Linked DNA regions of Homo sapiens: region 1 is linked to region 2. Evidence: chromatin loops called from intact Hi-C (ENCODE). Cell type or tissue: CD14-positive monocyte. All regions are shown on one strand. Links, peaks and the distances in the headings refer to the core of each region. The heading gives the core; the rest is flanking DNA. Region 1 has its middle 49 kb from the start of FOXQ1. Region 2 overlaps FOXF2 (forkhead box F2).

Region 1 (12,535 bases), core at 4,835-9,834, 130 kb before region 2:
ATCAAAGAGGACAACCTTGTACAGTTGCTTCTGAGTGTTTGGCTTGCCTGGGGGGTGGCATATAAAGTGTCTTTCGCAATTGCTTATTTCATTCCTAATTCTCATGGAGCTGGCATTCTTAGAAAGAAGCTGAGTTTCGCAGCGAATTGATGGCAGGGGCTCTGCAGGGCGGATGTGTGTATCTTCAGCCTTATTCACACAATGCCGTCACCAGATGAACCAACATCCACCTGGGGGCGGACCTGGCCCAGACTCTCTGAAAGAAGGCAGCTCACCCAAGCAGTACTCTGGGAACACATAAAAACTACCACAGGAGTGCCACCCCCAAGACACACACACATGCATACACACATGTGCACATGCACGGACCCATGGACACACACATTCAGACTGCCCCCCACTGCCCATCCCAATGAGCTGGGCCTCATTCCAAACTGTGCTTCTTCTTTGACCTCCATTGGACTTTAAATCACTTGGACATTGGCCCTGATTACTTTTACCGAGATATAGGACTCAATTTAGCACTGCCCACCAAAAGGAAATGGCCCCAAGGGACAGGCTGGCCAGCACTAGTGGCCACCAGCTTCCTTTGCAAGAGAGCAATCAGCATAAGGGAATGGGTGGAATTCAGATATGAGCATTGAAATAACCCACCAAGGCCGGGCGCGGTGGCTCACTCTGTAATCCCAGCACTTCGGGAGGCCGAGGTGGGCGGATTACGAGGTCAGGAGATCGAGACCATCCTGGCTAACACGGTGAAACCCTGTCTCTACTAAAAATACAAAAATTGGCCGGGAGTGGTGACAGGCGCCTGTAGTCCCAGCTACTCGGGAGGCTGAGACAGGAGAATGGCATGAACCTGGGAAGCGGAGCTTGCAGTGAGCCGAGTTCATGCCACTGCACTCCAGCCCAGGCAACAGAGTGAGACTCTGTCTCAAAAAAAAAAAAAAAAAAAAGAAAGAAATAACCCACCAAATAGAGTAGAAACTACAACCCTTCACATAAACCATCGTTAATGCCTTCACAGGGAAGAAAAACAACAGGAAAGAAGAATTAAACACTCAAACAAATTAGAATAACTTCTTAAAATATTCTTAAAATCATTTTTACTTATTTTCTCTGCTGACATAAGCCTTACCATGGCTTTCTAGAACCACGGCCTCTCCACTACAGTAAAAATTACAGTAGCAGCCAGGTGTGGTGGCTCACACCTGTAATCTCAGCAATTTGGGAGGCCAAGGCGGGCAGATCATTTGAGCTCAGGAGTTTGAGACCAGCCTGGCCAACATGGTGAAACCCCATCTCTCCTAAAAATTACAAAAATTGGACGTGCATGGTGGTGCACACCTGTAATCCCACCTACTTCAGAGGCTGAGAGAATCATTTGAACCCCAGAGGCAGAGGAGGGTGCAGTGAGCTCAGATGGAACCTCTGCACTCCAGCCTGGGCAACAGAGCGAGACTCCACCTCAAAAAACAAAAAAAACAACAGTAACCCCTCATCCACGGTTTCACTTTCTGAGGTTTCAGCCACCTGAGGTCATCGCTATCTGAAAATATCACAGCAAAGGCACACCCTGTTTCCTTGTGCTTCACATTGTCACACTTTGCAGCTATTGTATTTTTTACAGACTGAAGATTTGTGGGAACCCTGAGTCGGGCAAGTCTCTCTGCACCATGTTTCCAGCAGGATGTGCTCACTTCGTGTCTCCGTGTCACAGTTTGGTAACTCCTGCAATATTTCAAGCTTTTTCGTTATATCTGATATGGTGATCTGCGATCAAGTGATTTTTGATGTTACTATTGTAATTGTTTTGGGGCACCACAAACCCCAACTATAGAAGACAGGGATGTGTGCATTCTGATTGCTCCAGCAACCGTCTCTTTCTCCATTTCTCTCCCACCTCTCAGGCCTCCCTCTTCCCTGAAACACAACAATTTTGAAATTAGGATAATTTGTAACCCTTCAATGACCTCTAAGTATTCAAGTGAAAGGAAGAGTCCCATGTCTCTCACTTTAAATAAAAAGCTATAAATGATGAAGTTTAGTGAGGAAGGCATGTCAAAAGCCAAGATAGGCCAAAAGCTTGATTCCTTGCACCGGTTAGCCAAACTGTGAATTCAAAGAGAAACTCTTTAAAAAAATTACATGTTACTCAGTGAACACACGAATTATAAGAAAGTGAAACAGCCTTATTGCTGATATGGAGGAATTCGGAATGGTCTGTATAGAAGATCAAACCATTAATAACATTCCCTTAAGCCAAAGCCTAATCCAGGGCAAGGCCCTAACTGTCTGCAATCCTGTACAGGCTGAGAGAGGTGAGGAAACTGCAGAAAAAAAGTTAGAAGCTAGCAGAGGTTGTTTCATGAGGTTTAAGGAAAGAAGCTATCTCCATAACATAAAAGTGCAAGGTGAAGTAGCAAGTGCTGATGGAGAAGCTGCAGCAAATTGTTCAGAAGGTCTAGCTAAGAGCACTGATGAAGGAGGCTACACTAAACAATACATTTTCAGTATAGATGAAACAGCCTCCTGTTGGAAGACGATGCCATCTAGGACTTTCCTAGCTAGAATAGAGGAAGTCAATGCTTGGCTTCAAAGCTTCAAAGGGCAGGCTGACTCTCTTGCCAGGAGCTAATGCAGCTGGAGACCTGAAGTTGAAGCCAATGCTCATTTACCATTTTGAAAATCCTAGGACCCTTAAGAATTGTGCTGTATCTATTCTGCCTGTGTTCTATTGATGGAAAAATAAAGCCTGAATGACAGCACATTTGTTTATAGGATGGTATTGTAAGTATTTTAAGTTCATGGTTGAGAACTACTGCTCAGAAAAAAAAGATTTCTTTCAAAATACTACTGCTCATTCACAAGGCACCTATTCACTCAAGAGCTCTGATGTAGACGTACAAGAAGATTAATACATTGTTTTCATGCCTGCTAACACAACATCCATTCTGCAGCCCATGGATCAAGTAATAACTTCTTCTTTTAAGCCTTATTATTTAAGAAATACATTTCATAAGGCTGTAGCTACCATAGATAGTGATTCCTTTCATGGATGTGGGAAAAGTAAATTAAGAACCTTCTGGAAAGGATTCACTATTGTAAATGCCATTTAGAATATTCATGATTCATGGGAGGAGGTCCAAATATCAACATTAACACGAGTTTGGAAGAAGTTGATTCCAACCTTGATGGATGACTTTGAGGGGTTCAAGACTCCAGTGGGGGAAGGAACTGCAGATGTGATGGAAATAGCAAGAGAACTCGAATTTGAAGTGGAGCCTGAAGATGTGACTGAATTGCCACAATCTCATGAACAAATGTGAATGGATGAGGAGTTGCTTCTATAGATGAGCAAAGAACATGGTTTCTTGAAGCACAATCTACTCTTGGTGAAGATGCTGTGAACATTGTTGAAATGACAACAAAGGATTTAGAATATTAATATTACATCAATTCAGTTGAGTAAGCAGTGGCAGGGTTTGAAAGAATTGACTCCAGTTTTGAAAGAAGTTCTACTGTGGACAGAATGCTATCAAACAGCATCACGTGCAACAGAGGAATCTTTCATGTAAGGAAGAGTCCATCGCTGAGGCAAACTTCTTTGTTGTCTTATTTTAAGAAATTGCTACAGCCACCCCAGTCACCACCCTGATCAGTCAGCAGCCAACAACAGCGAGACAAGACCCTCCACCAGCAAAAAGATTGTGACTCACTGAAGGGCTTAGATAATCAGCATTTTTTAGCAATAAAGTGTGAGCAACAGGTGTGAGCCACCGCACCTGACTGCTACTGTAATTTTTACTACAGGGGAGAGCCCGTGGTTCTAGAAAGCGATGGTAAGGCTTATGTCAGCAGAGAAAATAAGTAAAAATGATTCTAAGAATATTTTAAGAAGTTATTCTAATTTGTTTGAGTGTTTAATTCTTCTTTCCTGTTGTTTTTCTTCCCTTTGAAGGCATTAACGATGGTTTATGTGAAGGGTTGTAGCTTCTACTCTATTTGGTCGGTTATTTCTTTTCTTTTCTTTTCTTTTTTTGAGACAGAGTCTCGCTCTCTTGCCCAGGCTGGAGTGCAGTGGCGCAAACTTGGCTCACGGCAAGCTCCGCTTCCCGGGTTCACGCCGGTCTCCTGTCTCAGCCTCCCGAGTAACTACAGGCGCCCACCACCACGCCCTGCTAATTTTTGTATTTTTAATTAACTTAAGTACATTTTTAGACATACTGCTATTTGTTGCACACTTAATAGACTACAGTACAGTGTAAACATGACTTTTATATGCACTGAGAAACCAAAAGTTTGTACGACTCGCTTTACTGTGATGCTCACTGTGCTGCAGTGATCTCAAACTGACCCAGCAAATGGAACTGAGGTCTGCCTGTATTTTGAGAGAGAGACCCAGCAATATAACTGAGGTATGCCTGTATTTGGAGAGGGAGACCCAGCAATATAACTGAGGTCTGCCTGTATTTGGAGAGGGAGACCCACCAATATAACTGAGGTCTGCCTGTATTTGGAGAGGGAGACCCAGCAATATAACTGAGGTCTGCCTGTATTTGGAGAGGGAGACTCAGCAATATAACTGAGGTCTGCCTGTATTTTGAGAGGGAGACCCAGCAAATATAACTGAGGTCTGCCTGTATTTTGAGAGGGAGACCACAATCACACGCGTAATAATATGTAATAGCTATTACAATTTATTGTTATAATTATTTTATTTCATTACTAGTTATTGTTGTTAACCTCTTATTGTGCCTAATTTATCAATTGAACTTTATCATAGGTATGTATGTATAGGAAACAACAGAGAACATACAATATATAGGGTTCCGTGTTATCCATGGTTTCAGGCATCCACTGGGGGTCTTGGGATGTATCCCCCAAGGAGAAGGGGGTGCTCCTAATGTGGTTGCCCTCCCAGTCTGCTGCAATTGATCTCAAAATACAGAAGAAGAGGAATCCAAATAGAAAGAGGCCAACGTCCAAAAGAAATGGCGGGACCTTGGGTGCAGGTCTTACAATGTCAGTTAAGACATTATCTCCTAAACCCCTTTCTTGGTGTACATGAAAGAAGGAGGAGATCACAAACTATCAGCACTTTGCAGAGACTGCAGCACATGGTGATAAAGGTGGTAGAATATATGAATTAATGAAACATTGTAGGGAATCCTGTCCAACTTCTTATTTTAGCAGAGGATAAAAATGAGATGGAGAGGATTGAAATGTTCTGCTTAAGGTCACTAAGATAGTTTGTGGCAAAGCTAAGGTTAGATCCTCAGTTTCTTGACTCGTCATGGACTCATAGAATCCCAGGGTTTGGAGGAATGGCCCAGACAAACCAGCCCTAAAATACTTAAAGCACTGTTTCCACATGCAGCAGGTGCAGGCCCAGTTTACTTCCAAGCTTCTGAGTGATGAGATCTCATTGCTTCCCAGGACAGCCCATCCTGCCTTGGACAGCTCTGAATGCTGGAGAATTTCTTAGTTTCCACCCCACTTCTGCCCTTGTAGTCTTACAACACAAGCTTTGCCCTGTTTTCCTTGGTCCTCAGAGTCGATAGTAGCTGTGAACCCTCTAGGTTCTCTGTCATTCTTCTGGAGGCAGTGTCAGGGCCTTTTGCAATCTGGTCCCTGTGCTTTGGGTCTATTCTGTCTTTGTCTTCTTAAATATGATGCCTAAAACTGAATGCCAGTACTCCAAAAGTGGTTACCCTAGCCCAGAGAAGGCGAGGCAGTGCAGCATTCTAGGAAATATTCCACCATAATGTAGCCAAAGATGGACGGAACAAACATATGAAAACCACCTCCTGCCCTAAGCCCTGGATTCTCGTCATCCTCACTGCTACTAAGCGCCATGGCACCCTTGGGGTACTAGTGCAGTTAATTCTTTGAGCCCAAGTGAAGAGCCTTTTTATTTAACCTTTTAAAATGTCATTCTAATACAATATGATAATAATATTGTAGACATTAATAGATAAGAATATTGTATTTTATACTCTGGATATTTGGCAAGAGAGTCAATTTTAGGCACTTTTATTGCAAAAGACGGTGATGACATGAGATAGCAGATATGTTAACTGGCTGGACTGTGGCATTCACTTCACTATGCATACATATATCAAAACATCATGTTGCATGCCTTAAAAATATACAATGAAAAATAAATAAAAATTAGAAAATAAAATGGCCTTCTGTCTTGTTCAGCCTTTTCTTCTAACCTGTGCTGTGAGGCCCTTTCGGCTCCTGATCCTGACTGTCCTTCAAAACGTGTGGTTTACCACTGAGCAGGACACAGTTAAGGCTCGCAGCTCAGCACCAGAAGTGTCTGTGAAAGCCGCTGCTGGCCATGGCTTAGACCAGCCTTTGTTGGGTGTATTCCCTGGACCTGCCAGGGAACGGCCACCCCAACCACCTCTGGCCCACATGCCTTTATTTTGTACACAAGGATATCATCACGAGAGACTGTGCCAGATGCAACCACTGTGGCTCCAGCATTTCCTTGACCTACCAGTCTAGTGGCCCCGTCAGAAGAAAGATGAATTTGCTTTCACATGATTTGTGCCTGTGAACCTGGTGTTGTGCGTGTGCCACAATGGCCCCGCCGCTCTAGCAAATATTGATGAATGTGCCCATGCCCTGCTGGTCAACCCTGCCACATGAAAGACCGATTTAAAGCAGGGGATGGTCCCTGATGAGGCCTCTAGGCTCTGACACCCCAAGACTCATCTGGGCATGATCTATGGGAGCTAGCCTGCCCTTTGCTTCCTGGGCTTATGGAGGACAGAGGCCTCTATCCTCCAGTGGCTCACACCTGTAATCCCAGCACTTTGGGAGGTCAAGGCGGAAGGCAGGGGGCACTCCAGAGCTGCTGTCCTTACACGGTCCCCAAGGAGGAACTTGTCCACTCTACTGCAAGCACAGTCCCCAGCCCTTTCTCATCTTCGGCACTCCTTGCCCGCTCCCTGAAACAGGGAGGTAGGCCCTCGCCTACCTTTTCTTCCCCTCTTGGCTCCCTGCAGGGCTGTTGCCACCTCTCCCTAGTCTCCACCAAAGCTAACAGGAAGCACTGGCTCTCAGGTCTCTTGGGGTCAGCTTTATGAATTTATGGTGCTGAAGGACTCCACTACAGCCACAGAATTCCAGCCTGTTCATTCCAATCCAGTAAAGCATTCCAATCAAACCAAAGGAAAAAAACTACGGAGCCCATAATCCTCCCGTAGACCAACAAACATGCCGCTTATCAGTTTGGATTCCAGAGGAAAGAAGGGCTCCCCATATAATAGTGATGTAAGAACCCTCTGTGTTTGCAAAACCACAATCTTCCTGATCAGAGTGCCATCTAAAATTATTACAAATAGGTCAGTAATCTCTGCCTTCAGCACAGAGGGGTCCTTTTACATTTTTTCCCTGGTTTGTTGTGTGTTATTTTTGCCATCATTCTTCAGTGTGTAGGTGGCATCATCGCCAGGAGGCAGAGACAGTAATAAACGAGCTTTCGGGTGTTGCCACTCTTTAAAAAAATCCTTTAACGAGTGGTTCTGAAGGCTGAGGTCATTGTCAGGTGCAGCCTGAGAGGAGGAGAGCCTCCTCGGTGGGGATCTTGAAGGAACACTGTCCACTTCAGTGCTCCACGACATGAGCAGCACAGCTGGCCTCAAGAAGGCTACACATACCGTCCACATGTTGGATCCAGCTGAATCGAACACGGCCAACCCTTTGAACTGCTTCAGCAAATAATATTTGACGCTTGGAATGCAGATAGCACTGTACATATTGTGTATGTTTCAAAGTGGCAGAGCACACCTTACTTAATCTGTCCTAACAACATACTGTAAGCACAGACCTTTTAACTCTTTGTGTTTAGAGTTAAGGATTCAAACTCTGAGAATTTGAAGGGGTCAAGATTGCTGGGCTAATTAGCAGACAGGTCAGGACTAGAATTGAGGTTTCTTTAACCCAAGACGTAAACTTTTCAGGGAGAGAATTAGGGAAAGAAAATGGAAGAACAATGGTGTTGGACCCAAATAGACTTGGATGCCAATCATGGCTTTCCTTGTTACCAAACAAAACAGATGGCCTAGGACTAGTTACCTAAGTGCTCTGAATTCTAGTCCCCTTAGCTGTAAAATGAAAGTATTTCCAACCATCAGGATGATGGTGAGAAATGGCACATGCAGCCTGCTTGACATGTGCTAGTTATTACCATAATGGCACCGAGTTTCTACTTAACGTCCTCACTGCACCACAGTGCCATCCGAAGGGCACCGGCAGGCGCAGTGTCTCACACCTGTAATCCCAGCACTTTGGAAGGCTGAGGTGATGGGATAGCTTGAGCCCAGGAGTTTGAGACCAGCCCAGGCAACATAATGAGACCTTATCTCTACCAAAAACATTTTTTAAAGTTAGCTTGGTGTGGTGGCATGTACCTGTAGTCCCAGCTACTCTGGAGGCTGAGGTGGGAGGATCACTTGAGCCCAGGAGTTCAAGGCTGAGGTAAGCCATGATCGTGATACTGCACTCTAGCCTGGGTGACAGAGATCCTGTCTCTAAAACAAAACACAAATACAAAGTGCACCCCACGAGTCACGTGTGAAAGGAAATGTTTTCCCAAGAGAGTCTCCTTTCATTGTTAAGCATTTTGGGGACCCTGCCTACTTTATCACCCCCTTTGAAATTAGCATCTTATGAGCTGCACCAGACTTCAGTCTCCAGGAAGGCAGGAACATACTGGTGTTTCTTATACAAAGCCTGCACACAGTCCACACCCAGTGAAAATTGCTGAATGAGCAATTATGAGGCGTTCTGCTCCAGGAAAGAAAAAAGAAAAACTAACTTTGTGGAACCAAATTTCCAAAACTTGCATCGCAGAGTCTGTCTTTCTCTGAATACCTGAAAGCTGCCTTAAAAATGCTGTTGTGGAGGGTCTGGTGTGTTCCAGCCACTCTCTGGGTAGGGGAAGTCTGTGGGGAGGGGGAGGGCGCTAGGTGGAACCCAACGGGTTTTCCATTCCAGCCATTCCCAATTTTATAAGCCCCCCCAACTCTGGGCTGACTTTTCTCATACCCAAGGATGTCACTGACTTCCTTTCTCTGTCCACCAATTCATTTAGAAAATGCAAATGCTAATTTCACTCTTAGTCTATAAGGAAAAAATAATAATTAGGAAGGTTAGTACAAGGCACATTTGCAATGTATTTCAAAAGTAAATTAGAACTTTCTCTTATAGGCATTAATGGATTAACTGAATCCTGGCTCCTACATGTTAGCCTGAGGTCAAGAGTTAAAACAACATTGAAATATCTTCCTAATCACAAAGAAATTCCAAATCAAGTCATTTCATTTGCACAGAAGTCTTGTAAATGTGATCTTTGCAGAGGGAAAGCACTCCATGGAATGAAGGGGAAGAAGGAGCAAGGGTACGGGTCCCAGTGGTCCCAGCCTGGACTCTTCCTAGCTGTTGAGCACAGCTGAAAGAACAGAGCAACACTCGAGGCCAAGGTGGAAAGAGCTTCCTTTCCTTGTAGGCCACTGACCTTACACTGGAACGAGCACCACCAGCAAACACCTGTGATGCCAATCGTCTTGCAGGTAGGAGAGATCCATCCAGGAGTGGGATGGACTCGACATAAGCTGCAGGTGTGATTCCTAAAGGACGTGCTACTCAAACACCATGGAGGCTCGGCAGCAAAAAGCTGGTGGCGGGGTTGCAAATTGCCAAGCACACCTGACACTCATGGCCCTACACGCTCATTCAACTGTTAAGATACGGAATAGAAATCTACCCCCTGGGCAACCCAAGTGTTCATTAACAGATACAAACAAACTGTGGTCCATCCACACAACAGAATATGATTCAGCCTTTAAAAGGAAGGAAACGCTGACATGGGTTACCACTGGATAAACCTTGAAGACATAGTGCTCAGTGAAATAAGCCAGTCACAAAAGGATGAGCGCTGTGTGATTCCTCTTATAGGAAGCACTAAAGTAGGCAAATCCATAGAGACAGAAAGTACAGTGGAGGCTGCCAGGGTCACGAGAGGAGGAGTTATTGTTCAATGGGTAGAGTTTCCATTCACAAGACTAAAAAGCCCAGAGACGGATGGTGGTGACGGTTTCCCACAGTGTGAATGTGCTTAACACCACTGGACTGTGTGCCTAAAATGATTAAATGGTTAATTTTATATTATATATATATTACCATAATTAAAAAGAATAGCATCAGTAGGGCCAGCACAATGGCTCACACTTGTAATCCCCGCACTTTGGGAGGTCAAGGCAGAAGGATTGCTTAAGCCCAGAGGTTAGAGACCAGCCTGGGCAACATGGCGAGGCCCTGTCTCTACAGAAAATCAGCTGGGCATGGTGGCATCTGCCTGTAGTACAAGCTACTCGGGAGGCTGAGATAGGAGGATCATCTAAGCCCAGGAAGTTGAGGCTACAGTGAGCCACTGCACTCCAACCTGGGCAACAAAGCAAGAAGACCCTGTCTCAAAGGAAAAAAAAAAATAGCACCAGCTATTTTTAAAAAATCCCCCATGGAAGTCAGGAACACTTTTATTCACTACTTCCTCAGCATCACAAAAGGTGTTTCTTCCCCATCCTGGTCTCCCAGCCAAGGATAAGCATTATAAATGCTGGTGCTTTGAGAGAAGTTGGGCTACTTCTAAAGTGGTGGTTTCTGTTTAAGCCTGGAATTTGCTCTCCCAGAGGATCAAGGACCATGTTGAGGCAGTCGGGCTGTGGAAAGCTCTGTGGCACCCCAGCACACTTTTGATTTCAACAGCATTGTCTCTAGCCGTCAAAGCATCCCTCTTTGGGCAGAAGTTTTCGATGACTGGCATTCTTTCACAATTCTTGCTCTATCAAATGTTTTTTAAAGCACCTCTGCCCATAAATGCAACACAAACAAGTTGCCCTGTGAGTCACAGGACGAGAGCACATGCTAAGTCCGCGTAATGATCTTTATGTAATTTGCCCCTTAGTCATTGTCTGGCCCATTAGGTAAACAGGCAGTGTGCATTTCTTTGAAAATAAGGGTCTCTATAAAAACTGCCATTGTGAATAGACTGAGCAATAAAGCGCCCCACAAGGTGTTTAACTGAAAGGAATGTTTTAGAGATAAAAGCAGGTTTGTTTTGAAGTCATTCAGGATAAAATATGAAACAGGATTTCCCCAAGTCCACCCTGGACATTGATTGTTTTTAAATTTCATAGGGAAAAAAAAATCACTGTGGCCTATCTGAGCCTTAGGGGCAAACGCTGAAGTCTCTCAGTGGATATCGACTTTGCACAGGAAAAAAGGCACTGAGACCCTGGAGGTGGAGCATGGAGCTCTGCCGCCTCGCTTCCTCTGTGAGCTCGGCCCTGGCATTCCTCACATCACTGCTGGCCCTTGAGTAACAGGCCCCACACTTTCATGAATATAATAGAAAGAAAGCAGAATTCGGTCTTAAATGTAGTTGAAAGCCACATCGAGGAAGATGTGGTGAAATACCCCAGGAGATGCATTGAGCTTCAGAACGTGCACTGTGTGCCGGGCCCTAGCTTTCCCCAGCCTCCTCCTGATGAACTCTGGTTTCCTCTCATCCTTCAAGGCTTAGCTGGGCCGGGCACGGTGGCTCATGCCTATAACCCCAGAGCTTTGGGAGGCCAAGGTGGGAGGATCGCTTGAGCCCAGAAGTTCGAGACTAGCCTGGGCAACATAGTGAAACCCTGTCTCTACAAAAAAAAAAAAAAAAAAATTAAAAATTAGCTGGGTGTGGTGGTGCACACCTATTGTCCCAGCTACTTGGGAAGCTGAGGCAAGAGGATCACTTGAGCCCAGGAGTTCAAGGCTGCAGTGAGCTATGATAATGCCACTGCACTTCAGCCTGGACAACAGAGCAAGACCATGTCTCTGGAAAAAAAAGAACAAAAGGCTGGGCTGGTTTAAAAGTGAGCTTCTCACCGAGCCCTTCCCAGAGGACTCTCCTCATCTGGGCCTTCCTTGGTCATGCTAATCACATTGCATTGTAACTGTTGGCTAATCGGCTTGCTCCACTGGAATTTGAAGTTCTTTGATAGAGGGAATGTCTTTCATCTCTGTATCCGCAGTCTGACGCCTGGTGCTATAGATGCTAAGTAAATAAACGGTGCTGGACTTGGACCTGAATCGATCCATCACCGAGTATGTGTTGAGTGTCTATCTACAGCCCTGCTATGGGAAATGAAGACATGCTTGTTTTCCCTAAAGAGCTTATAGCTTTGTTGGAGAAGCACTGCATAGGATACTATATCAGGCAAGAGAGGACACATTTGGATGACAGTTGCACACTATAGACAAATTTCTCAAGTAACCCAGAAGAGATGGGATGGGAGCTCTTTTCCTGAAGGTAGCTGTATGGAACACTGATGAGGATCTTGAGCATTTGGGAGCCCAAAAGAGGGACAGGCTTGGATTGAGAGGGAAAGTAATGGGGAAAGGAACTCCATGAACTGCAGGACATGGAATGCAGCATTGTGAGCCTAATTTTGAACATTTAGTCCTGTGTTAA
Region 2 (12,535 bases), core at 492-5,491:
TAAAGTGCACGCCCCAGCCTCAGAGAATAAAATTGGAATTCCAGGACATAAGAATCCCCCTCGAGGGGGAACTTGCTCTGTGTTTGTGCGAGCATCAAAACAAAACATAATGATTCCAAAGCAATTCTATGACGTGCAGTTGGTGTGTTTGAGCTACTTCTAAAGCTGGGCTTTCTCTACCAGCTGTCTAGCAATTTACTAAAAGGCACAGCAGCACCTTTTGTACTCTGAGGCAAAATAAGACACCCTGCCATCCACTGGATGACTTTGTTTCTGAAGAGGTTTTTTTTTCTTTCTTCTTTCAGTGGGACTGCCCCGTTACCAGCATCACTCTACTCCAGTGTGTGACAGAAAAGATTTCGTCCTCAACTTCAATGGGATTTCTTCTTTCCATCCCTCAGCTAGCGGGTCGTATTATCACCATCACCACCAGAGCGTCTGTCAGGATATTAAGCCCTGCGTCATGTGAACGGAAAGAGGCCAAGCGATGGCCGCTCTCTCCTCTCCCCTCCTCAGAGGGGGCAGATAGAAACTGGGACGGATTCAAGTCACATGCACGCGGATAGCAGTAAGCCACACACCTGCCACTTAGCCAGAATGCCCAGGATCGCGTTGGTCACTGTTATTTGCCTACTGCTGGAAGAAGGACAACCGCTGGCAAGGTAGCGTTCCCCAATCTGAATACCTGCAGGCTCCCACATGAGGGAGAGGGCAGACTCAGGTGGGAAGATGTGCCATGCGTAAGGCATCAACGTGTATCTGTGGGATCTTCGTTGCCTTCAGTAATCAGGGTGTGAAAAAAGCAGACAAGTTGTGTGTGTGTGTGTGTGTCTAAGAAAACTTGTGTGCTTTTCAAAAAGGCAGTGCTAAGCACAAGATTTCAAGAAAGCCTCTTCTTGTTGCCTAGCTGAGTGGGAGAGTCATTTTCCCCAGACACTACATTTGGATACAGGTGCCAAAGAACATTATTAAGGAATTATTTAGAAACAATGTGTCTAGTTTAAGAAAGTGGTTTTCAGTATTGTGACAATACAACGTTTTTACAAGGTTGTTTTCTACCACCATATTTTAAAGATATTTTTATGACCGTGTATACTCACACTTTGCTTGTATTTTAAAAGGAGGATATATTTGCACTTATGTATACTTTTACAGTTTGCCAAAATATTTTGTTGTAAAATTTTTTTTCAATAAAATGTATATAACAAATAGTTGTTTTAGGGGCTGATTTTCTCTTCGGGCACCCTGAGAGCAATGGATGCCAGTTTCTCCTCCCCGGCAGGCAGCTGTGCAACTCTACCCACACCCCCTCCAGTGGTGTAACTGACATGGTGTGGGGTCTGTGCCTTGAGTAACACAGGCCAGGTTCTGATTGTGAGTCTTCTCAGGAGAAAAACAGTGGAAGAAACGTTTTCTGTTATTTCTTTCTTTACTTCACCCCAGCTTTTTCTGGCAAAACAAAAACCAGAAGGTGAAAGGAACTAGAAAGAAAACCAGGCAAGATACCGACCAGGGTTTGATTTTGAGGAAACCAATTTTGTGCCCCTTCTGTTTTCTTTCCTGTGCCCGGGGAGTGTTCTGCCCTTTGCCCTCTCTCCCTCCCGACTGGCATGGGTTGACAGATGTGGGGCACAGTGGTAAGCCCCCCTCCAGGGTTGGATGCCCAAAGAACAGCACCCTGCTTCTTCCCTTTGCACGTTGCAATTTTGTTATGGGTGGCGGTCACATGCTGTCAGAAATGGGGTTCAGATCTGAAGAATGCAGGGGGATCCCTGAGCTGCAGGGGGCAGGCTCCCAGCAGGGGGTTTAACTTCCTTGGGGAGTTTAATACAGAAGCTGGACTCCCCACACGTTGCTCTGTGGCTGCGGCCTGTCCCACCCTCCAATTCAGAGCCTGGCTGGCCCTGCTCAGCATCGGCACATAGCAAGCCGGTTCAGCCCTTCCTTCCTCCCGGCCTCCTCTCCCCACTCCTCCCTTTTAACCAGGGATTTAACAAGGGAACCCCTCAGCCCCTTTTTCTGTTCCTGCTAGATTTCCCAGTCACCAGTGTTACAGGCAGAGCTGGTGACGCTCCCGATGGAAGAGCAAAATGGGCCAACTAGGCAGGAGGACTGACCTTCTGTCCCAGCAGCCCTTCACCATCACGAGCCATGTTGGGGACAATGGGTCTGAGAGAAGCAGAGAAATTATCTGCTCCAATCATGCTGTGCATTTTCCTCTCCAATTCAGGGCTGGAGTTTTGTTTTTGTTTTTTGCTTTTTCTTTCTTGATTGGAAAACTCACCTTTGTTTCTTATCCCTTAAAAGGTCTTTCTCCCAGTCAGTCACCAGACTCTTGGTATTCGTAGGGAACTGTTTCACACCCCAGGGTTTTTGTATTCTAAGTGAATTTCACTGCAAAGAGCGTCTCCTGAGTGAAACATCTTGTTTCCGAAAGTCTTAACCATCTTTCTAATCTTTAGGTTTCCTTCCTATATCTTCTAAAATTAAGAAGTGATTTAAACATTTTTTGTCTCTCCATTATCATATTTGCAGTTAAATAAGGCCTTTTTATTTTCTTTTATAGTGAGCTACTCGGGGGCCTGCTATAAATTATGAAGTCAGTTTCAGAGTTTGCTCCGACCACAGTGCTGTGTTTACATTCCTTCCGAGGCAGCCGGCATGGTCGTAATTTATATCCTAAACACTTGAACGTAACTTGTTTATACAGAGAATGACAGGACCTCAAAGACGAAAACTGCGTCTGCCTGCCTGGCCGCATTGGGAGGCCCAGCGCGCCCCCTGGTGGCGCGAGGAGATCCGCCCAAGGCGACTCAATGATTCCTTCAAGCTGCGCAAGAACTTGACAAAATGACCCGTTTTGTGGTGCCTTCCAATAGAGACATTTTTAAGTATCTCACTTTCATAAGTTATGGTTTCCAGTTTTAGGAAATACTTTGCTTTCTTCTTTCTTCTTCTTCCTTTTTTTTTTTTTTTTTGAGACAGGGTCGTGGTCTGTTGCCCAGGCTGGAGTGCAATGGCACGATCTCAGCTCACTGCAGCCTCCACCGCCTGGACTCAAGTGATCCTCCCGCCTCAGCCTCCTGAGTAGCTGGGACCACAGGCACGCACCACCATGCCTGGCTAATTTTTTAATTTTTGTAGAGACGGGGTCTTGCCTCGTTGCCCAGGCGTGGGCTTTTTTCTATTTTACTCTTTTCGCCTACTGTCTCATCCTGAAACCAGATCACAATTCAGTAAGAACAGGCCTGACCATGCTCAGCAGATGCTAAAGCCCTGACTTGCTACGTATATTCTTCATTTCTACATTTCTCCCCAAATAAGGCTGTTGTTTTGTTTCCTTTTGAGTCAAAATTGTTTCTCTCCTAACTGTCCCTCAAAGACACACACGTACACATAGACTCATTTATATTCACCCTTTTTTTTTTTTTTTTGGAGAAACATGCAGTGCTTGGCTTTAAAAGTTGCTCAAATGTTAGTGATTAAATTGAAAAAAAGTGCTACACCTTTATAAGTGAAAATAAATGAACTAACTCAACTAGGGATAAATACCTCAACTGTTTTTTCGTCAAATGGATTTTGAACTTAGGTTTTCTGCTCATTGGCGGAATAAAGTGGTATATTAAAAGATTTTATTGTTTTCTATAATAATTATTGTTTTTTGTTGGTTTCATTGGAGCTGTATACATAAAGACAAGACCAGGGAACTACTAAGCATCATGCATCAAGTGCTGGGCACCGTGGCTGTCTTACCAAATCTCACACGGCTATCTTACTTAATTCTGTCAATATCCCTCTGAGGTGCTGATATTGACCTTATTTACAGATCTGTACTAGCTCCTGACTAGGTCATGACTTTGGGGGGTTTGACCCATGTCTTCTGATTTCAGTTTATTTCCCTCGTTTCTCCAACACTGCCTCTAAGAATTTTGCAACTGACACTGCAGATCTTTGAGTGGCAGGAATATTCCCTCTGAAGCAGCAGTTCTCACACTTGAGTGCACATCAGAATCACCTGGAGGGCTTGTTCAACACAGGCTGTGGGTCCACCCCACCCTCCATTTCTGATTCAGTGGGTCCAAGGTTGTGTTCAAAGATGTGTATTCCTAATAAACTAATAAAAGAAGGTGATGCTGATAATGTTGGTCCTGGGACCACACTCTGAAAACTGCAGCTCTTGAAAGGCAGTTTCGATTACAGATCTTTTTATAGGTTCCAATGGATAGGTATTAAGGATAGCCTATTAATTGGTTAAGCAAAGATCTGGAAAGGTTTTTCAAATAGTTTGTCCATCTAAATGCCTCTGTGATTGATTATGGGCCCCTAGGAAAATGCAAGGCTTAATTTTGAACCCTAGGCCAGAAAGTAGGATCTCCCCATTTTTATTCAAAGCAATGAGGCCTCTTGTTTTATTGTAGTAAACATTGCAGAGAGGAGTCAGATGGAATCATTGAAGTCTACCTGCCTCAGTGGAACAATAAGTCTAGGTACTTGCACACAGCAGCCAGTCAGAATTCTACAAACAGAAGGAGGCAGTAATGGGAGCAGACAGGAAAAGAAACTCCATTATTGGTTATAAAACCTTTTGAGGGTAGAACAGAGAAAAGGCAAAGAAGGGGGGCTGTGATCTCAGAGGATAGCAATAGTGATCCCTAGATATGAATGGGTAGGCAGAACCGTGGGTGAAGAAGGGAGAGAGACAGAGAGAGGAAAAGGGAGAGAAAGGAAGAGAAAGAGAGAGATGGAGACAGAGAAGAAGGAGGGGAAAGAGGAAGATAGTCAAAAAGAGGGAAAGAGGAAGAGAAAGGAAGAGAGAGGGAGAGAAGAGAGGAAGAGAGACACATAGAGAAGGAAAGGGAAAAGAAACGGAGAAGAAAGAGAGGGAGGGAGGGAGAGAGGGAGATAGGAAGGGAGTGAGATGGGGTAAGAGAGAGACAAAGAAAGAAGAGAGACTGGGAGAGAAAGAGAGATACACAGAGAAAGAGAGAGGAAGGGCAAAGATGGGTGGAGGGTGTGGGAAGAAAGGAGGAGGAGGAAGGAGGGAGAGAGACAGAGGGAGAGAAAGGGTGGAGGAGGAGGAGGAGAGGGAAGCAGGGGGAGGGAGGTAAGGAGGGAAAGAGGTCTGGAGAGGAGGAGTCTGCAGACATTTCCTGAGCTCCTGTCCCTGGAGCTGAGAGGCAGCCCTGGAAGCTGGATTCCTGTCCTCTGAGGCCACCATTCTCTCTCCAGGTCCCCAGTGCCAACCCACGAGCTGAAAGACCCATGGACTTCTGTTTTACTTGGCTTGGCCTGAATTCTGGGGAAGTAAGTGAATTCTCTAGTTGTGCATGATCAAATTTTCTGAACTGCCACAGCGACTTATACAGAATTAGGGAGAACAATCTTGACTTAGATTTTAGAAAGTGGAAGTCCGATTTCTGGGGAAAATCTTCAGGTCCCTAGGATAGGCCACGGTATGGCATTAAAGGGAATTAGCAGCTCCTTCCCAAAAGAAACACTCTCTTTGTAGATTCGTATTATACCTAATTACTCTGCATCATGGTGATTAATTCAAAACAGGCACTGACTTACTTAGAATGGAAATATATTTTAATATATTTTATCCGAACGGAAATACATTTTACCAAACCTGCCTCTATGAAACACTATCTTAGCAAGAAAAAACACCACAAATGTAGACATGGCCAGGGAGGGCCAGGGCACACAGACGTCAAGGTCATTGGGGAAAAAATGAAAGTCCTGGAAGTTCTTTTTGAGTTCAGAGTGCCCCAAGTCCACAGCAATCCAACTGATAAATATTCATCTCTCCATGTCCTGGGGGACGTGTGTGAGATACGGAGCCTTGGCCATCCCACGGCTGCATCGCCAGGCCTGTGGGCTTAACTGTATTCACGAGAGCACAGACGGAGCGGACAGCGGGACAGCTTTCCCTCCGAAGGGCCCATTCCACCCTCCAGCCTGGCAACGGAGGCTCGGTCACAGCCGGGCAGTGACTCGTCTGCCGGGTGGCACGGCCTCACCTCCCCAAACTGGCAGAGCACCTCCCCCTCAGATTTGGAAACCGCTGTGAGTTAGGTGGAGTCCAAGCCTGGAGTGTGGGGAGAGGAAGACCTGCCTCCTCGCTCCTCCTTCAGCAGCTCCACGCAGCACAGAGCGGAAGTGTCGGTAGACCGTGTTGATTGACTGACTGGGCCCCAGCGCGCCGTGTGCTAATCCCCGCTAAGAGCTGTTCTTCAAGGAGGGGAGGAACTGGACCTGCTGTCAGAACAGAATTGCTTAGCTGGGTTGAGACACAGGGAACCAGGCCAGGATCTGGCATCTCAATAGGGATTCCAAAGACACCAGGTCCGCTGACGGACTCACTCTGGATGACACACTTGCTCACAGCCTGAGTGAGTGCACAGTAGCCCAGCAAGCTCCAGGGGGAAAAAAAAACCCCCTGCGGCCGTCCCGTGGCCCATCCGGCCAGTTCACACAGTCACCTGGGGTAGGCCGAGGTGTACTTTAACAGCTCCCTGGATACAGCCGACAGGTCTGTGGGAAAATGTCCGACCTCTCTATTCATCAGGAAATGCAAATGAAAACACAGTGAGATACCACCTCACACACATCTGAATGGCTTTTATCAAAAAGACAAAAAGTAAATAAGTATTAGCGAGGATGTGGGGGAAAAGGAACCCTTGCGCACGGTTGGCGGGAATGTAAATTAGCACCGCCATTTTGGAAAACAGTATGGCAGCTTCTCTGTAGACTAAAAATGGAACTGCCAGAGGCTCCAGCAGCCCCCCTTCTGGAGGACGCTCCATAGGAGCTGAAATCAGTATGCGGAAGAGATGTCTGCTCTTCCAGGTTCACTGCAGCGGTGTTCACAACAGCCAAGAAATGCAATCAACCTATGTGCCCATCAACTGATGAACAGATTTTTAGAATTCCCTGTACATACAATGGAATATGACAGTGGTTCCCAATTATTTTGGCACCAGGGGCCGGGTTCATGAAAGATAATTTTTCCACAGACGGGGCAGAGGAGTCAGGGACCCCTGGAATACGGCATAGCCTTAAAAAAGAAGAAAATTCTGTCATTTGAGACCACATGGATGGAACCAGAGAACTTAAGGCTAAGTGAAATAAGCCAGCCACAGAAAGACAACTACCACATGATCTGACTTATATGGAGAATCCAAGAGTCGATCTCATAGAAACTGAGTAGAAAAGTGGTTACCAGAGGCTGGGGGAGAAGAAGGGATGGGGAAAGGGGAAAGGGGAGGTATTGACCATAGGGCACGTCTCAGGTAGACTGCAGGGGTAGGTTTTAGTGATCTATTGTGTGCCATGGTGACCGCAGTTAATAGTAATAATAATGTATGCTAAAGGAATAGATTCTTCACATTCTCACCACAAAAAAACGGGAAGTCGGTGAGGTGATGGTGTTAGCTTGATTGACTCTTTCTACAATGTATACGTAGCTCAAAACATCCCATCGTACCTGATAAATACACAAAATTATTTGTCAATTAAAAATTAAAAAGAAAAAAGCTCCCCTGGTTCTTCTAATGCTCAGGCCATGCTGCTGGAGAGCAGGATTGCGTTTACAGTCGCCCTCATTCCAGGACAGCCGTCTACAGGTGGGGAAGCTATGGCCACAGCCGCATTCTCCTAGCTGTCAGGCAAGCCTTCTACACCCCAGTACACTCGAGCAGACTCCCCAACTCACCCCAGACCCTAACAGCGAGCTTTCTGGATGGGCCTGGGGCGGCAGGGGCTTCTGGGGCTCCCTAGGTGACGGCTGCTCTAGATCCATCTCCCTCAAGCTGGGAGCAGACGCTGAACCCCTAGACTCTGCAGAGGAGGGACGCACAGCCCAGCAGGCACCAGGCATAGCTCCACATTAATCAGTTACTCAGGCCTTTTTCTAAGAGAGAGAGCCGAGCATGAGGGCAGGAGCTCAAGGAGGGAGGGACACAGAAAAGGAAAGGCACGGACACGCCACGGCAGGATGAGGCTGTGGGAACTCAGGTCACAGGGACATGTCCCTTTGCGCCTTGGACGTCTGGTGCAGCCGAGCCGCCTGGCCTTACCTGCCCAGGGCCTCTTCCAAGGGCAGCTGTCAATATGCTCCTTGGCATGATGGCAAAGGCTGTTCACAGCCCTGTGCTCTAAGATACAGTAGTCCAGCAGTAAGGGCCACGCCGGGGCCGCCCGCAGGACCGGGAGAGGACAAAGCCAAGGACGCCCGGGGCTCCAGGCCAAGCACAGGGAAGCCACGGCCTAAAGAAAACACACAGAGAGACGTACACACACTCACACACACACAGACACACACTCATATACACATACTCAGAGACACACATAGACACACACAGACACACACATAGAGACATAGACACACATAGACACAAACACACAGACACATTCATATACACACAGACACATACACACTCACATAGAAACACACAGACACACACTCACAGACACACACATACAGACACACAGACATAGACACACACAGACATGCACACAGATACACAGACACACACATACTCATACACACAGACAAACACACACACATAGACACACGCACACAGACACACAGACATAGACACAGAGACATGGGCACACACACAGAGACATAGACACAGACACACACACAGACATAGACACACATAGTCACATGCACACACATACACACACACTCACAGACACACACAAACACATAGACACAAATACATAGACACACACACACATTCACATAGACACACACAGACACAAACACATAGACACAGACATAGACACGCATACACACACACATAGACACACACAGAGACACACATAGATGCACAGACTCACATAGTGACTCACAAACACAGACACACACTCAAATACACACACAAACACACACAAAGACATAGACACCCACATAGACACAGACACACACACTCATATAGACACAGACATACACGCAGACACACACACATGCAGACATAGACACAGACACACATAGGCACAGACACACTCACATAAACACAGACACACTCACACACAGATGTAGACACACACACACAGACATAGATCCACACACACACTCACAGAGGTATAAATACGGACACTAACACACACACTGACACAGACACTCACATAGACACTCACAGATACAGATACACACACTGACACATACACTCACATAGACACTCACAGATACAGATACACACACAGACATACACAAGCAAGGATATAGACAGGCAGACATAAAGACACACAAACACGCTTGCACACAGACATCTAACACAAAGAGACATAGGGACACACACAGACACATATGTTGAGATATGTAGATACACAAAAGCATGCATGCATACACACAGATGCACAGAGCCACACAAACACATAGATACACACAGACACGCAGACACACATAGACATACACACAGAGACCCACACTCACAGACACACACAGACATACATGTAGACATGCAGACATGCAGATACACCGAGACACACACACGCACATGCATACACACACAGCAACATTCAAACACACACACACACACACACTCGCACACAATCTGCTATTCAGTTGTGGGTCTATCTGCAAGCACTAAAGGCTGACATCCCATCACGCCTGCCATCCTCCCAAATCTCCAAATCCACCACAGTGGTTTCATCATCTTCTGAAGTTTCCTTTTTTCTAATCACAACCCTGCTCTAATCCCAGAAACAGGAAGAACTGCCTCTTTTAAATTAAAAGGTTGCTTTTGTTCTCAGAGGCCAACCCAAGCCCCTTGGCCATGGACAAGGCCCCCAGCTGGAACCACAGCACAGGGCAGCATCTCCCAGAACAGGCTAGGGAGGGTGCCTCCTCCAGGAGCCCAGAGCCGAGGCTGGCCAGCTATCTGCGTGGAGTGTGGAGAGGACGTCATGGCTCCAGGAAGCGGTGAGGTCCCAGGGCTCTGACTCAGGCTCTGAACATGGGGTGTCCCCTTGCAATGGTAAGAACAGGGTTTGATCAGCAAGGGCAATCCCTCTTCCTCTTAGATGACCCATCCTTTTCAAGCAAGTCCCCATCCCAAGAGGAATGGGGCAGGTCGCCGGGCTGGGAGTCCTCCACCCGGATGTGAATCTCTGCCAAGGAGCAACTGAGCAGCAGTGCCAAGTAAGGAGGCTGCTCCAGCTTCAGGTCTTCACAGTGGGCACTGGCCGCCAGATCAGTGAAGCCCACAGACAGGCCCCTCCAGGCTATAGGGAAAGCCCTGTTCCTTACTGTGCCCTGGGAATAACACAAGTACACACACTAAAGATAATGTCCCAGAGATGGCTGTGGGCTGTCTCCCGCCCACAGCCCCAGGAGTCCCTTCCAGATAGCAGCCCTGAAGAGGCTATGGCCTAGAAAAGCCATAGGGCATCTGCTAGGTCTGTCCTGCAACGGAGTGCCACAGATTGGGTGATTTACACACAGAAATCTATCATCTCAGTCCTGGAGGCTGGAAGTTCAAGATCCAAGTATCAGCAGGGTTGGTTTCTCCTGAGGCCCTTCTCCTTGACTTGCAGACGGTGTCTTCTCCCTGTGTCCCCACATGCTCTTCCTTGTGTGTGTATCTGTCCTAATCTCCCCTATTTATGGGGACACAGTCATACGGGACCAGAGCCCACCCTAGTGACTTTGTTTTAATTCAGTTTCCTCTGTAAAGACCTTATCTCCAAATGAGGTCACTGGGAGTTAGGACTCCAACATACTTTTTGGGGGAGGTGGGAGTGTGAAGAACATAATTCAACCATAACAGTTATAAATCGAGCTCACAGCTGGACAGAAATATACTTGATTTCTGGGTCCACAACCCCAGGCCTTCTCCCCTGCCCTAGTAAGCTCCAGATTAAATAGGCTCTCAGAGAGCCAGACCAGCGAGGCCCATCCCTTCTCTCCATCTGTGCCTTGAGCATGGAGTGGCTTGGAAGCTAGATTTTATTTCCTGCAGAGAGAAAACGCTAGAGCCAGCACGCAAATGAGCTCTAGCCCCCAGCGGGACTGCATTCTTTTGGGGAGGGCAAAGCCTATAGTTATGGACTCCACAAGTCCCTGGGAGAGGCAGCAGTGCCCCTGAAACTGCATCAGACACTGTCTCTGCATCAAGGCACACACCTCTCAAAAAAAAGGAAGAAGACAGGACAAAGATTTTTTTCCCCTTTTTGAACTTGGATGAGCTAGCATCGTTGCACAGTACAAACGCTGGGCATTCACAGAGGCAGCTCTCTGTGGGCCCCGGGTCTCTGCTAGCCATCTGTGAGTGGGATCTTGAAGAGTCTTAGGAGGCAAGTATTTCTAAACCCACTTCCTAGAGGAGCAAGATCATTCGCAGTCACATACCTGGTAACTGGGACAGCTGAAACCCCAACCCAACTCCATCGGACTCCACACATCAGAATCGGGCTGGTCTGTGAAAGGATGGGGGAGGCTTCCTGGCAGGATCTGTGTACCCCTTGAGCTTGACAATTGGTAAGATACACTCTGGGTGTAAGATACAGGGTGTTTGTCCACTAAGTTCATGAACAGCCCAAGACACAGCCCACACTGGAGTAGATGTCATCCATTAATCCCCTAACAATGGAACTGACCCTTGGCTGGGCACAGTGGCTCACGCCTGTAATCCCAGCACTTTGGGAGGCTGAGGCAGGGGGATCATTTGAGGTCAGGAGTTCGAGACCAGCCCGGCCAACATGGTAAAACCCTGTCTCTACTAAAAATACAAAAATTAGCTGGGTGTGGTGGTGGACGCCTGAGGTCCCAGCTACTCGGGAGGCTGAGGCAGGAAAATCTCTTAAACCCAGGAGGCGGAGGTTGCAGTGAGCCGAGATCACACCACTGCACTCCAGCCTGGGCAACAGACTGAGACATCATCTCAAAAAAAAAAGAATGCAACAGACCCCAGCGTCTGAGGAGGCTGGGCAAAGGCAGCCTGCATGGCCTCCAGGACTCCCACCCTTTCCACTGAGGTCCCATGGGAGAGAACCAGCTGCTCTGAGAGCCCGCGGGCCGTGTCTCCATCAGCTTAACCCCAAATGAGAACCAGGTGTGTCCAGGCCCAGTCTTGGCTCCCCGGGAGTGAGGCGGGAGGGATGGGAGCTCAGGCCCGGCCCTCAGAGGCCAACTTCCCACCCAGGGCACAGGGGAGGAGGAAAGCAGGAATCCCCAGGCAGAGATCTGGCTCGGCAGGAGGAGGCTTGGTAAGAAGGGAGATTCCGGGGTGCATGGAGAGGAGGAGGACCTGCCCTCAGAGTTCAAAACCAGAGTCTGGCCCAGACTCCCTTACACAGCACTCAAGCCCCTCTCCCACAGGGAGGGTGGGGGTGCCATTGCCGTATTACCCCCAGGGAACTGAACCAGGCTTGGGGAGGCAAAATCTGTGAGGCCCGCTGGAGATGGGGACTGCAGTTTTCCCGCACTGCCCTCTGGCTTTCACCCAGGCATTCTCTCGATGGCCCTTGCAAGACTCTTTTTCTCAGTCCCTAGCAGAGGCTGAGTCATTGAGGGGTTTTAATTTGG

The links. Peaks named below come from ENCODE experiments on the same cell type or tissue, not always from the same donor. Only the 100,000 strongest peaks of a DNase experiment are listed, where the experiment ranks them.
Region 1: a loop joins it to region 2, with 5 times the contacts of the local background. A loop is called at or near these places in 3 of 110 quality-filtered maps.

Annotation. Positions count from the first base shown.
Region 1 is chr6:1,256,459-1,268,993 of GRCh38, forward strand. No RefSeq gene overlaps it. Among named protein-coding and RNA genes, the nearest start is that of FOXQ1, 49 kb to the right of the region's middle. In CD14-positive monocyte, for the core only: a CTCF peak has its summit at 6,838; a DNase peak (open chromatin) is centred at 6,863; H3K27me3 peaks cover 2,522 bases.
Region 2 is chr6:1,394,391-1,406,925 of GRCh38, forward strand. It overlaps FOXF2 (forkhead box F2), which reads left to right. Exons shown (of 2, transcript NM_001452.2): 2 at 306-1,213. The coding sequence ends at 469. Among named protein-coding and RNA genes, the nearest start is that of MIR6720, 10 kb to the left of the region's middle. RefSeq lists an enhancer at 5,644-6,145 and a silencer at 7,494-7,643. In CD14-positive monocyte, for the core only: CTCF peaks have their summits at 2,783 (motif pointing left) and 2,984; a DNase peak (open chromatin) is centred at 2,801; H3K27me3 peaks cover 5,000 bases.